2 separate regions of the Homo sapiens genome follow, and region 2 is linked to region 1. A link is an interaction called in ENCODE POLR2A ChIA-PET data of the cell type or tissue named here. Cell type or tissue: endothelial cell of umbilical vein. All regions are shown on one strand. Each heading gives the region's core, and the rest is flanking DNA. Links, peaks and the distances in the headings are about the cores only. Region 1 has its middle 9.9 kb from the start of RIMKLB. Region 2 overlaps PZP (PZP alpha-2-macroglobulin like).

Region 1 (4,396 bases), core at 240-4,239:
CATTAACTGAGCATCACCTCTAAAGATTCAACAAAAAATTGTTACTAACACATACATGATTCTTCAAATATGTATGGATTCTATTTTGATAAAGTATAACTCCATTTAAGTCATAAATGGATTTTCTACAGTCATAGAATCTTTTTATCAATTATGCTTTTTCTCGAACTTCAGGCATGAAAAAATGACTGTATTGTAGGAAACTGTAAAATGTTTTGAGGTTTAAAAAGGGACCCACTGACATGCTGGGACAAAGAGGGTTTAGCAGAAAATCCTGAGTTTAGTGGAGAAAACATGGCTTATTGCCTAATAGAGTGGGCAAAAGTAGGTCAGAGTCCCTGACAGTCACAGCTGGTAAGGAGTGATGTCACTAGAGAAATGGGGATGGGGGAGGTGGAATTTAAGGTGGGGAAGTAGAGAGACCCTTTGAGGGCGCAGAAGAGGGGGGATTTACAGAGGCAGGTTTTAAGTCAGCCTTTTGTAGGCTGATTGCAGAAACAGCTGAAGCCCCATTTTCTCCTACCTATACCCAGCCTGCGTTCTCCCAGGCCTCATTCCCCACCTCCGCATCACCACCATACCCTCTCTGCTGGAGACAAAGACACCGGAGAAAGGACTGGGGAGAAAGACAAACCTGAAAAGGAGTGATTTCAATAAAAGAGAGAAAGGTGAGGAAAAAGTGAAGGAGACTTTAATCAAATCCAGGGAAACGTGACAGAGAGGAAGAAATAACAAAGAGAGGCAGATGGAAAAAAGAGTAGGAAGTACAGGAGGAAAATATGGCTGAATGAAACAAGACAGATTAATGAATAGAGCAAAGTAGTGTTAGAAATATAATTTCTATTAATTATTTTGGTTTAAAATATTAATTGAGCAAAATGCTGAGAAAGAGAGATTGTAATGGTTGCAGTTTGAAGTCAAAATATATAGTTACAATGTTTTGGCAACAAAGCAAAACTAGGCTGCTCCCAACGAGGACGTCTCTTTTCAGCCCACATTCAGTCTAAAAGTTATGCTGTCCTTGTGTTTACCAAATCTAGAAGAAAATCTCATGACTAAGTTAAATATCTTATTCCAGGTATAAGTAGCCCCTGTTAAATTTTGCTAATAAAGTAATAACCATAGATCTTTAGAATGTGGAGATAAGGTGTATTTTATTATCCCTGTTTTGAAATATGTCATGCATGGCCGGGTGCAGCGGCTCACGCCTGTAATCCCAGCACTTTTGGAGGCTGAGGCAGGCAGATCAGCTGAGGTCAGGAGTTCGAGACTAGCCTGGCCAACATGGCGAAACCCTGTCTCTACTAAAAATAGAAAAAATTAGTCGGGTGTGGTGTCGGGCACCTGTAATCCCAGCTACTTGGGAGGCTGAGACAGGAGAATCTCTTGAACCCAGGAGGCCAAGGCTGCAGTGAGCCGAGATCGTGCCACTGCACTTCAGCCTGGGCAACAGAGCGAGACTCCACCTCAGAAAAAAAAAAAAGAAAGAAAGAAATACGTCATGCACTTCACACATTATTTTAATCACACACACAAAATTCTCTAATCCTGTTCAATTAATCCCTGGATCAAAACTTTCATTATGCTCAACAGCCCTCCTTTAACAACAACAAGTTTTTTTAATTATATAAAAACAGTAATGCTCATTTCTGAATAATTGTTAAGGTTTAAAAATCCTCTGGTATAACCAAAATATACCTGTAATATACATTATTTCAAGATAAACCATCCAGAAAGAAATGGGGGAGACTAAGAACTATGTCACTGGAGTACCAGGAGAACTAAAAGTATGCAGTGCCTATATCTGAAAGAATGTGTTGTTTTTCTTTCTGCTCTTCTTCAAAATTTTCCTTTCTAAGAAAATAATTTCTATTATTTATCTTCTGTTTTCTCATTCCCCTTTCCCTAAATCTCGCTTTTCTTGTCTCTTATTGTAACAGCTTCTGTTTCCCTCTCATGTTGCCCCCATATTTTCTTCTAAATTCTGACTTTGTTGTGTCTTGGCTTAATCTGCCAGACTTCCACTAAACTTTCAGAGCTGGAATCAGAACAGTGCATTTGGCAAAAAGCCACACATACCACACAACCACAAACAAGCACTCTGGCTGCAAGATCTTTTCAACAATCCACTCCCGTTTCTTGCAGTCAGCAATTCATACAGGTTCATACATGATCTGAAATAAGCAACACATACATTCTCATACATTTCACATGCACATGGCCTCTGCAGTCAGCTCACAAAGACACAATGTCTGCAGAAAGGTCTTGCAGCATACACAGGCAGTGCATTCTCCACCCCTTTCATAAGCTCTTCCTGAATGGCTGTTTCTTCTAGACACCTCCTCCCCTCATGCTGCCTGGCAATGACTCCCCTCCTTTTCCTGCAGTTCTCCAAGTCCTAACTGCAGTGCCATCCATCACTCTCCCAACAGATCCCCAGGCAAAGCAATTGTTTCTTGAAGCTCTCCCAGGTCACCTGCTTTTTTTTTTTTTTTTTTTTTCTTCCTGACTTGGAACTTGCTCTAGCAAAAGGACTGTCAGAACAGATTCTCCTTCTGGAACACAATAATGTAGGCTGGTCCCCAGTACCCTGACTCCCTAATTTGTTCCTACAGATTTTAATTTTGACATGGATGGCTTAGGGAGAAAGCAGAAAGGAAGGAAAAAGAGAAGAAAACAGAAAGGAAGAAAGGAAGGAGGGGAGCCCTGGTAGAAATTTCATTTTGTCCAGGGCAACTTGGGGACTTACAAAGGAAAGACGAGAGAGCAGAGGCAGAGAGAGGAAATGGAGCAAGAAGTGTGAAAATAAAAGGAGAAACAAAGAAAAGAGGAAAAAGTATGAAAAATAAGTTGTAACATTTCTCTGGAGCTTTTTGTTTCAGAAGTGACCACAGAAGGAGGATGGAGATACTAAGAAAAAGTTAACAGGAGAAACAGTAATGAAGAGGAAAATCCTTTGATGAGGTTGTATGTTTTGAAATGTCCTAAAAAGACAAAATCATCATCACAAATATCTGCCACAAGGGAGATTTAAACTCCTAATTTGAAAGTACTCATGATGCTTAGAGAGGAAGCACATTTGAATTTTACTTAGATTATTTGCCCAAATATTACAGTATTTGAGACACATACTAAAAAAATTATATTGTTTATCTGAAATTCACAGTAAACGGATCATCCTGTGTTTATCTGGCAATCATGCCCTCGGGGGATTCAGGTACATACTCAAATTTGAGAAATACTGGTATGAAGTAAGAAAGCCTGCATTTAATGAGATCATCTGAATCAGAATCACTTGAAGGTGGTCGCCAAGTACGTATTCTTACCCCACCACAGACACACCAGATTGAAATCCTTAGAGAAAGAGCTGAAGATTCTTCATTTTGTTATACATTGATGATTCTGATGCACTAAAGTTCATAATCGCTGATTTCTCCATAATTCCTGTGTGGCGCCCTCTCCAAATCTGCATAGGATTGAACACTGCAGCTATATATATGCAGCTGTCTATATAGCATTAACTTTTTAAAAGTCAGTGGAGGCCGGGTGTGGTGGCTCACACCTGTAATCCCAGCAATTTGGGAGGCCTAGGCGGGCGGATTACGAGGTCAGGAGATCGACACCGTCCTGGATAACACGGTGAAACCCCGACTCTACTAAAAATACAAAAAAAAATTAGCCGGGCGTGGTGGCGGGCGCCTGTAGTCCCAGCTACTTGCGAGGCTGAGGCAGGAGAATGGCATGAATCCGGGAGGCGGAGCTTGCAGTGAGCCGAGATCGCGCCACTGCACTCCAGCCTGGGCAACAGAGCGAGACTCCGTCTCAAAAACGAAAGAAAACCCTGAATAAAAAAAAAAAAAAGAAAAGAAAAAAGAAAATAGCTGGTCATGGTGTCACGCGTCTGTGGTGGGGAGGCGGAAGTGGGAGAATTGCTTGAGCCTGGAAGGCGAAGGTTGCAGAGATCGGGCTACTGCACTCCACCCTGGGTGACAGAGTGAGACTCCGTCTCCAAAAAGGAAAGGAAAGGAAATGAGAGGAGAGGAGAGGAGGGGAGGGGAGGGAAGGGGGAGAGGGCTCGGTGGCTCACACCTGTAATGTAATCCCAGCACTATGGGAGGGCAAGGTGGGTGGATCAGTGGATCAGCTGAGGTCAGGAGTTCGAGAGCAGCCTAGCCAACATGGTGAAACCCTGTCTCTACTAAAAACACAAAAATTAGTCCGGGCGCGGTGGCTCATGCCTGTAATCCCAGCACTTTGGAAGACCGAGGTGGGCGGATCACAAGGTCAAGAGCTCGAGACCATCCAGGCCAATATGGTGAAACCCCGTCTCTACTGAAAATACAAAAATTAGCCGGGCGTGGTGGTGGGCGCTTGTAGTCCCAGCTACTCGGGAGGC
Region 2 (4,396 bases), core at 203-4,202, 480 kb before region 1:
TGTAAATATCAGGGCTGGAGCAGGCACATAAACAAATCAGGCTACATTAATCCAGTGGTCTAATTGTTGGTCATGATTCTTAAAAATGCTTATTTATGGGATTATACAATAGCAAGGGAAGTTAAGGACTAAAATGAATCGCAATTCAAATATTTTTATTCAAAGTACAGACATGTGGGATATGATCATTTGTTGATAAGGGGGAGAGGTACCATTCAGTGGCTTTCATTTTCCCAACTCAGATCCCAGGACATAATCTAGTGTTCACACGAATGCACACTCGCATATACCCTTAAGTGGATTCAGTTCTTGACGTTAGCTTTATGCATATTAATTCTCACTTGAGAAAAGGTGGCTTACATTCATTATTTCTGTTCTTCACTTGCCCTCCTCCCCAGCTCATCAGGTGTGGCTGAGGTAGGAGTAACAGTCCCTGACACCATCACCGAGTGGAAGGCAGGGGCCTTCTGCCTGTCCGAAGATGCTGGACTTGGTATCTCTTCCACTGCCTCTCTCCGAGCCTTCCAGCCCTTCTTTGTGGAGCTCACAATGCCTTACTCTGTGATTCGTGGAGAGGTCTTCACACTCAAGGCCACGGTCCTAAACTACCTTCCCAAATGCATCCGGGTAAGGAAAATGAGGGTGAACAGGAAAGGTGGGTAGAACAAAAGATTCCTTTGATCAGTCAGCTACTGATTCTGTTCCTGAGACTAAGGATAATTCAAGGGATTGTGTGTTAGCACTGTGAATAATTAGTGCTATGCAAAGCAGGACATGATCAGAAAGATAATACAATGATATATGTGCTATGGGTGCTTAAATCACGGCTCTCTAAGCCACACCTTGCTTTTCTATTTCTTAGCGCTTGCAGAATTCTTTGCTGCAAGTTAGGTTATATGCCAGGAACATTCTTGAAGCTGACACACAACTCAGCTTTCTCAGTTCCACGAGAGTCATTCTCCAACCCGTCATCTTGAAATCTCCAAAATATATAATTTTAATTTATCTTATAGCACTTATCTCTTTGTAAATTATGTAATAGTGGTTGTATATAGATCATCTTTCTTGTGACACAATATCCTCAAGATCGGGAGCCTCTCATCTACCATTCCCAGTGTTTTATGTCTTGTATGGATTAGACATGTAATATATGTTGTAAGAAATAGGAGAAGAAAGGAAGGAAGAAACTATGAAAATCTACATAGCAGCAGATAGTATTCCCTAGGGCAATATACAATCACTGCTTTTCCCTTTCCTCTGCCACTGCCAAGCCTGCACGTCCACAAGCTACCCTAAGGCAAATGCCAAATCCTCCTAATACACAACCAATCTTGATTTGTATCATTGCCATTGCCATGCTTCTTAAAGCATGGATGAATCTATGTGACATACATTTTTCTTACAAATCCCAATTTACTGCAGCATCTCACACTTGGCCCCAATTCTATGTGTTCGTGTCGTTCCATATTCTGATCATTTCTGTCTCTGCCTCACATGGGGTGATAGGTCAGTGTGCAGCTGAAAGCCTCTCCAGCCTTCCTAGCTTCCCAAAATACAAAGGGAGAAGAATCCTATTGTATCTGTGGAAATGAGAGACAAACCTTGTCTTGGACAGTGACTCCTAAAACTCTGGGTGAGTGACAGTACCCAAAAGGGCCTATCAATCAACAAGGACGGTGGCTGTCTGAGTACTTTTTTCATCATATTCTCTCTTTTATTTGCCATAGATATAATTCTATAAAGTTAGTTTTTTTTCCTATTTCTATCCACTATGACCTCCTCCCACTGTTCTCACCCAAGCTAGTCCCCAGAATCACTATCTTGGACATTGGCTACTTAGTATACATTAACCTTGTGGGTTTCTTTTTTTTTAGCCTTATTTTCTATTCTGGACAACTATAAGTTTAAGGTGCAGCCCTTAAAGGTGATTGGACTATCAAAGTGGATACTCATGTTTTCAATATTCCTTGTTTTAGGGAATGTGAACTTCTCAGTGAGTGCAGAGGCAATGCAGTCCTTAGAACTCTGTGGAAATGAGGTTGTTGAGGTCCCTGAGATTAAAAGAAAAGACACAGTCATCAAAACCCTGTTGGTGGAGGTAACATATTTTTGGGAGTCCCTAACAACTGTAAGAATGCAACACCGGGCGGTCACTCTTGAGACAACAAAGAACCATTAATATCATGCTCACACAATACATCCTGTAAGACTAATGGAATTTCCTGCCCTAAAAGCATTGCAGCAGACAACATTGCCAGCTATTGTAAATTTTTTTTCACAAATTATTTGAGTGCAATTTCCTTTTTTTTTTTTGAGACGGAGTTTTGCTCTGTTGCACAGGCTGAAGTGCAGTGTTGCGATCTCGGCTCACTGAAAGCTCTGCCTCCCGGGTTCATGCCATTCTCCTGCCTCAGCCTCCCGAGTAGCTGGGACTACAGGCGCCTGGCTAATTTTTTTTTTTTTTTTTTTGTATTTTTAGTAGAGACGGGGTTTCACCATGTTAGCCAGGATGGTCTCAATCTCCTGACCTCGTGATCCTCCCTTCTCGGCCTCCCAAAGTGCTGGGATTACATTGAGCGCAATTTCTTGATCTCCACCTCTCTCCTAAGATTCACATATCTCTCATACCCATTAGCTTTGATTTACTGCCCTTATTATCTCTTCCCATTTTCTCTCTACCACCCTCCCTGGTTCTTCAATGTTTTATGGATTTGTAATAATTCAATAACAAGTAGGATGTTATGTTCTCACTTATAAGTGGGAGCTGAATGATGCAAACACATAGACACATGGAGGCGAGCAACATATATGGGGCCTGTCTGAGAGTGGGAGTGACAGAAGGGAGAGCATCAGGAAGAATAGCTAGTGGATGCTGGGCTTAATCCCTAGGTGATGGGATGATCTGTGCAGCAAACCACCATGGCACACATTTACCTATGTAACAAACCTGCACCTCCTGCACATGTCCCCTTGAACTTAAAACAAAAGTTGGGAAAAAAAGAGTAGGATGGTAAACATCATTCGTGTAAACCCTACCCATCAAAGAAAGGAATCCATGTGGTTCTCTTGTCACCAGGATGTTTCTATCTTTTCTCCTTTTCTTTCCTTTCATCCAAGGCTGAAGGTATTGAGCAAGAAAAGACTTTCAGTTCTATGACCTGTGCCTCAGGTAAGAGTCCATCTTCATAATCATAGTGAGATCAAAACCACAAAGGGGTATAAACCTCAAGTTACAATGCACATTCATTTTATCTCCCAGTTTTCAGAGTGTTCCATGAAAGTCAGCATAATACTAAATATTTCTTTATGTATGTTTTACAGATGAAGACATTGAGCCCAAGAGAGCAAGTTAATGTGACTCAGGTGGTACAGACAGGACTAATACCTGGGCTTTCTTGGTTCATACGTAGCCCTTTTACCTGGATAGCCCAGTGGCTGCTCACTGACAAGCCCAGCTGCAGAAGCTTAGAGTGTCCCAGGATGAGGTAGAAAGAGAGCAGGGTTAGCCGGGTGTGGTGGCTCACATTTGTAATCCCAGCATTTTGGGAGGCTGAGGCGGGAGGATGACTTGAGGTCAGGGGTTTGAGAACAGCCTGGCCAACATGGTGAAACCCTGTCTCTACGAAAAAAACAAAAATTAGCCAGGCCTGGTGGCGGGCGCCTGTAGTCCCAGCTACATGGGGGGCTGGGGCACGAGAATCGCTTGAGCCGGGCAGGGGGAGGTTGCAGTGAGCCGAAATCACACCACTGCGCTCCAACCTGGGCAACAGAGTGAGACTCTTAAAAAAACAAACAAGCAAACAACAACAACAACAAAAACTAAAGACAGCAGGGTCATGATAAGTTTGAATCCCAAGAGATAGTCTCTAAAACAGCTGCTGACAAAACATATAGCATTTCCTACCCATCTCACTAAAAATGTGTGTTTTCCGTGTAGAAAATAATTTACATTTAAGTTCATCATATCATTAAGAAGTAGTTGTAGCTTTTATACAGAACCGCCACATTATTAGTTCTATGTCCACAGTGTATACAGCACTGTATTTGTCATTTGAGAAGGACTAATTTAAGGTATATTCATGTTATCTATTTATAAACATGGGAATCCATTCAAATATAGTGTAAGGGAGGCAGTAAAATAACTTGTATTATCATGGTTATAAGTCTTAATATTGCTACAAAAGTGGAGAGCGATAGTTCCCCCACTAAGTCTTAGGCTTCTTTTAGAAAGCTACTGAGCACAGCCATGCAAAAATATAGTTAAATGAGAAGAGGAAGGACTCTGGAAGTCACACAGTGCCAAAAGCAATTAGACTATCAAAGGTAGTCTCATCATTAAGTCAAATTCTTATTCCTTGCACCCAGAGTTCCACAAGGAGATATAATAATATTACTG

What was found. ChIA-PET counts read pairs that join two places held together with the same protein. Peaks named below come from ENCODE experiments on the same cell type or tissue, not always from the same donor. Only the 100,000 strongest peaks of a DNase experiment are listed, where the experiment ranks them.
Region 2: POLR2A ChIA-PET joins it to region 1 with 13 read pairs; 2 of 35 experiments call an interaction of 5 or more read pairs at or near these places.

What each region holds. Positions count from the first base shown.
Region 1 is chr12:8,685,926-8,690,321 of GRCh38, reverse strand. It overlaps a transcript of RIMKLB not described here. Among named protein-coding and RNA genes, the nearest start is that of RIMKLB, 9.9 kb to the left of the region's middle. In endothelial cell of umbilical vein, for the core only: no CTCF peak of the experiment used is centred there; a DNase peak (open chromatin) is centred at 2,331; H3K27ac peaks cover 786 bases.
Region 2 is chr12:9,161,370-9,165,765 of GRCh38, reverse strand. PZP (PZP alpha-2-macroglobulin like) reads left to right here. Exons shown (of 36, transcript NM_002864.3): 19 at 399-627; 20 at 1,507-1,633; 21 at 1,977-2,098; 22 at 3,118-3,169. It also overlaps a transcript of KLRG1 not described here. Among named protein-coding and RNA genes, the nearest start is that of PZP, 45 kb to the left of the region's middle. In endothelial cell of umbilical vein, for the core only: no CTCF peak of the experiment used is centred there; DNase peaks (open chromatin) are centred at 1,415 and 2,145; H3K27ac peaks cover 1,544 bases.